2 separate regions of the Mus musculus genome follow, and region 1 is linked to region 2. The links are chromatin contacts, found by POLR2A ChIA-PET in ENCODE. All regions are on one chromosome and are shown on one strand. Each heading gives the region's core, a stretch centred on a gene start or an enhancer-like site at or near the end of the contact. The rest is flanking DNA. Distances are from core to core; before and after follow the strand shown. Region 1 overlaps Gm35465 (a long non-coding RNA gene). Region 2 holds the start of Sppl3 (signal peptide peptidase 3).

Region 1 (2,700 bases), core at 124-2,623, 160 kb before region 2:
GTGTTACACGAGTGCAAAATGGCACCTGGTTATGCGGTGGAGTGGATCAAGCAAGCGTTCTGCCATAGATCGCCCTTATTTCCTTCTAACAGAGGGCAGGAAAGACAAGGTGGTCTGAGGAGGAGGTGTGTACTGGGGAAGGAAGCACCTAGCAGGGGCCATATCTCCTCCTGAGTGCCAGGAGACTCCAGGCTGGTCAGGGAGACAGACATGCTGGAAACACATTCAGAGCTGATTACAGAGCGTGACCCTGCATGGAGGGAAGCAGACCGGAAGCAGACCGGAAGCAGACCCTGCACAGACAGGAAGCAGGGCATGAAGAGGCCTAGCCAGCCCCAGAGAGGTGAGAGGAAGTGGTGTCAAGGGCTTTGCCCTGGAGGAAACCTCACTGTGTGTGATGATCCAAGACAGGCAGCCGCTCTGTTGGCAGTTAGGCCTTGGGTTTGTTTACTGTGTGACTCTGGGTAGTCGTGTGCCAGTGTGTGCCCTCTTGGAACCTGTTTCCTGTGTTTAATGAGGCGAGTCTACAATGGGGGACCATTGGCTTCTGTCATTTGCAGAGTGCCCTGACTTTTGCGACCTGGCAAAAGAGAGCCACTGTAATCAGTGGGTTTAGTGTCCACAACTGATGGGTTGAAGGATCTTAGAGATGTTTGGGAGTTGTTTGGGATCTTGGACAGGCTTGGAGCATACTTGGGTGGACAGGGGATTAGTTAGAGTCCTGCAAGTCTTTATTTCCCTCCTACAGCATGTTAAAGACTCACGGCAAGGGTTTTTTTAGTTACATGTGTTTATTTATCTCGTGTGCATGTCTGTGGGTGTGTGCAGGAAGGCCAGAGGATGGCGTTTGAGAGTCAGCTCTCTTACTACCATGTGGTTCCTGGCCCTCAGGTTGTTAGGATTGGCAGCAAGAGCCTTCACCCAATGAGCCAGCTCACCAGCCTACCTGAGGACTCACTCAGTCACCCATTTGGAATCCACCCCTGATTCTGATGCCATCCTAGGGGTTAGGACTGTCATTTTCCGTCCTTAACCAAATCTCAGAAGATTCCAATGCTAACCGTGGGCCACGAACTCCACGGTAAGTTCCAGCCAGGTAGATACAGGTGTGCTTCCAGGCACCTGAGGCAGGAGGGAGGGCTAAAGGAGAGAGTGGGGAGAGGGAGGGAGAGGGCACTCTGTGCCCCAGGTGTCACAGTTGAGGGAGGACACTTAGACCTGGCAGGAAACGTGGCAAGGCCAGTGGGCCCCCAGCCAAACACGCCTGGGTAATCTCCACGTCCCAGAGGCCAGCAGGGCTGGAAGCTCCAAATTCTAATAATCCAATTCTGACACTAAGCCCTTGGCTCTGTGCCTCACTCGGGCCTACAGTTCTCCTGTACTGGCTTAACTCTGCCCAGGGACTCCAGATCAGTGCATTTCAGAAATGTAATGGCTTTGTGAGGCGATTTGAAGAGAAAGGGCCTCTGTAGACAGCTCCCTGAGCAGGCAGGGGGAGCCCTCCAGAAACCGGCCAAGGAGAGAGCAGAGCACACAGTGAGCTAGGACAGCTCCATGCCTAGTGTGTGGCCTCTTAAAATCATAAACACAGCAGCTGTGACAAAGGGACTAGAGAAAACAGTCCGGTCCTGCTGAAAGGACTTTTGAGTACTTAGGCAAGAAGCCAGGGAGTAGGTCTCTTCTCTGAAGCCTGGGGCCCCTCCCTTGCATCTTAGCTATGCCCTTGCCACTTAGCTCCACTTTTACATCTTAGCTCTGTCCTTTCACTTTAGCCCTGCCCTTGCATCTTAGCTCCGCCTTTGCAATGTAGCTTCTCCTTGGATCTTCTCTCCTCCTTTGCATTTTGGCTCCTCCCTTGCGTTTTAGCTCCGCCCTTGTACTTTAGCCCCTCCCTTGCACTTTAAGCCCTTCCCTTGCATCTTAGCTCCGCCCTTGCATTTTGGCTCCTCCCACCCACCTGGATATTTTAAGGATCAGAATTCCATGACTTCTAGAACCAAGATGCATTTTCCTAGGCAAGGGCTCCTTTTGCTACCCAGGGCACTCCTCTAATACCCCTTCTGGGACAGCTCCAAGTGTCACCTTAGAGCTGGGCCTAGTGGCACACGCTTATAATTCCAGCACTCAGGAAATGGAGAAGGGAGGGAGGGTTGTGAATTGGAGGGCAGCCTAAACTACATAATCACACACACACACACACCACCACCACCACCACCACCACCACCACCACCACCACCACCACCACCACAGGTTAAAAATATAACTAAAACAAAGATGTAGGAGCTGGAGAGATGGCTTGCTTAGTAATTAAGAGTCGGTACTGTCCTTCTAAAAGACCTGAGTTCAAATTCCAAAAACGGCTCGCAACTGCCTGTAACTGCAGCTCCGCGAGATCTGGTGCCCCCTGCTGGCCTCCACAGACACTGAATTCATGAGCACAAACCAACACGGAGACACATACACAAAGCTGAAGAAGAAAAAAACAAACAAACAAACAAACAACAAAACTGAAAACTCTTAGGAAAAGTCCGTAGGTTATGTGGGCAACTGTTGTCGTTTTCTGCGGGGATCTTGAGGTTTCATGAATTCTGTGATGGGAGCGGCAAGTTCTGAAGCTTATCCCGTGGGTACTGGGGGAAGATGTATACAGGACGCCCTTGGGATTGTGCCTGTAAGTACACCCGGTGGCCCCTGTCACAG
Region 2 (2,700 bases), core at 2-2,501:
TGTATAACCCGGCTCTTTTACTGTCTCCCTATGGTAGTTACAGCTCACTTACGCTCCCAACACTTGACAGTTTGCCCCGTGCTTTGGGAAGGTAGCCACACAATCTGTACAGGTTAGGGAAAAGGCAATTCTGGTACTTAAAGGTTTAGGGTCAAGGAATGAAGAACTAACTCACTTTTCCGAAGGTAGCCACACAATCTGTACAGGTTAGGGAAAAGGCAATTCTGGTACTTAAAGGTTTAGGGTCCAGGAATGAAGAACTAACTCACTTTTCCAATTACAAAACGAAGCGGACCTTCAACCCCACTCTTCGGAAAAGTCGACAGTTCTGGTACCAAGCCACAAGTGCTTGAAACCATCTCCGATCTCTTAGGCTGCAGCGACCAGGTTCCCCGCCCGCCCGGTACCTACCACCAACCCACCCATCTCCTGTTTTCTCACCCTCAAGCCACAGCTCAACTACACCATTCCCACTCGCCCCCGGTACAACCAACCTCCTTCCGCGGCAAACACTCCACGCCTCTGCCCTTCTCACCTCTTTCCCCCCAAACTTGGACGCATCTGTCACCTCCCCCCTGTAAATCACAAGTGTGTGTGCCTCAGCCCTAAACACGCTGCTAAAAAAAGTCCCACAGGCAGGGGGACTCAACCTGGACGGACACACACACACATTCCCGTGATCGAGCCCTCCACCCCCAGAACACCGGCCAGCACTCTTCGAATCCCCAGAGCAGAGTACCAACCCCTTTACAAAGACTACCCATGACCCCGCTGCTACCGACGACTTCCTTTACAGAATGTGGCCATCCTGGAACAAGACTCCCCCTCTCCGCTGTGCCAGGGCTCGATCACGGGGCCGCAGGGCCTCTGCCCACCGCGGAAGCGGTCGCTCCCGCCCTCACTACTTGCAAGTTGTGCCTCTTACCACCTGTTCTCGCCGAGAGTGGGGTACACCTTCGCCCGGGCCCGTTCTCTGCCCACCCTTCTCCAGCTTCCCCCCTGGCCCGCCAGCACCCGCGCCAGTCGGTTCCGCTGCGCGGCTCGAATGACCGCCCCTCCCCCGGGCTCGGAGGACGCCCAGCGGCCCGCACCCCGAGCCCCGCGAGCACCTGCGGCCCGGCCCGGCCCGGCCTCCTCGTCCCCAAAAGCCCGCACTCACCACGAATAGGTCTGTTCCGCCATGGTGCTGCCTCTCGGGGGCTCCGCGGCTCGCTCGGCCGGCGGCAGAGGGCGCGGCCGGGGGCCCCGGCGGCTCGCTCCTTCACTCGCTCGCACGGAGGACAGGCAGTCGGGCTCCGACAGACTCCGACGGGCCCCGCTCCCTGGGCCCCGGAGCGGGCGCGGGCCCCGGGCTCCGCGCTCGGCCTCGTCAGCCGCGGCGGCGGCGGCGGCTCCGCTGCGGCTCCAAACCCAACATGGCGGCGGCGGCGGCGGCGCGGAGAACAAGGGCCCCGAAACGGTGGCTCGGGCCCGCGCTCAGTGCGCGCCGGGCCGCGGGAGCGCCGCGCTCGGGCGGCGGCGGCGGCGGCCGGGGGACATGGCCGGCGGCGGCGGCGGCAGCGGCGGCAGCAACGGCTGAGGGGGGCGCTAGGCGGTGAGGCGAGGCCGCTCGAAGCACACCCGCCCGCCGAGGGAGGAGGGAGCGAGCGAGCGGGCGGGGGCGAGCCCGGGCCGCTGGTCACGTGCCCAAAACACGCTCACGTGACCCCGGCGCCCCGCCCCCTCGCGCGCGCTGCCCATGCGCGGAGCGCTCAGCCCAGGTCGGCTCGGGGCTACGGTTAGCTGCAGCGGCCGCCGCGCGCTAGGCCCCTTGGGCGCGCAGTGGTCCTCCCCGGTGCGCGGCGGTTGACTGCCACTCAGCTGTCAACCTTCCATCATCCACCGTCGGCTGTCCCTGGGTCCTCAGCTGCCAGTCAACTGTCAAAATGCGGACAGAGCGCTGCATTCGGGTTCCCGCGCTGCGCGGTCCCCCTCCTTGGTTTCTGCAAACGTCCCTTCGCGGCGCCTGGTGCCAAGTCAAATGCTACCATGCTCGTCTTCATAGAAGCGATCAGCGGGGTCCTTGTTGGGTGCCAGCTAGGCGTCAGCGCCTTCACCTAGGCCCTTGTCCTTACATGCATATTCTCAGGGAAGAGACATAGGTGGTTCGAGCTGGCTAAAGCACGAAGATTATTTCAGAGTCATGGGGCTATTAATAATGGAGAGCAATTAATAGAGACTAAAGGAAGGGTGCAGGCTACTTTGATAGGGTGAATGGGCATAACTCAGTTGTTAGAGCGTTGTGTGTGACCATGTGTTAGGAAAAAAAATTTAAAAACCCAGGCCTAGTGGTGCGTGCCTTTAATCCCAGCAAAGGCAGGCAGATCTCTAAGAGTTTGCGGCCAGCCTGGTCTACATAGTGAGTTCCAGGCCAGCCAAGAATACATAGAGAGACTCTATAATGAGTTAATGAAAGACAGGGAGAAACGTGAAGAAGCATATAGCAAGAGATGAGGAAACATATTTAAGCTACACAGTGTATGTTTCTGACCACATGACATTCTGGAAAAATGACTATGGAAACAGCAAAAAGTTCACTGGTTATCAGGCTGAAGGGACACGTGGAGGATTTTTAAAGCAACAAAACTAGACCACGAGACACTGTACTCCCAGAACTGTAGTAGGTGGGCCTTGGGGGGAGGGGTGTATACTGAGCAATAG

What was found. ChIA-PET counts read pairs that join two places held with the same protein, here RNA polymerase II (POLR2A).
Region 1: POLR2A ChIA-PET joins it to region 2 with 10 read pairs in embryonic stem cell. The contact joins the enhancer-like site here to the promoter of Sppl3 in region 2. POLR2A ChIA-PET finds 5 or more read pairs at or near these places in 2 of 5 experiments (Patski and embryonic stem cell).

What each region holds. Positions count from the first base shown.
Region 1 is chr5:115,165,249-115,167,948 of GRCm38, reverse strand. It overlaps Gm35465 (a long non-coding RNA gene), which reads right to left. Exons shown (of 2, transcript XR_387598.3): 2 at 2,494-2,700. Among named protein-coding and RNA genes, the nearest start is that of Gm35465, 7.1 kb to the right of the region's middle. Within about 2 kb of position 1,373, at least 1 of the 3 ENCODE cell types and tissues checked has a DNase peak (open chromatin) inside an H3K27ac peak, as active enhancers do.
Region 2 is chr5:115,010,075-115,012,774 of GRCm38, reverse strand. It overlaps Sppl3 (signal peptide peptidase 3), which reads right to left and starts at 1,251. Exons shown (of 11, transcript NM_029012.2): 1 at 1,160-1,251. The coding sequence starts at 1,182.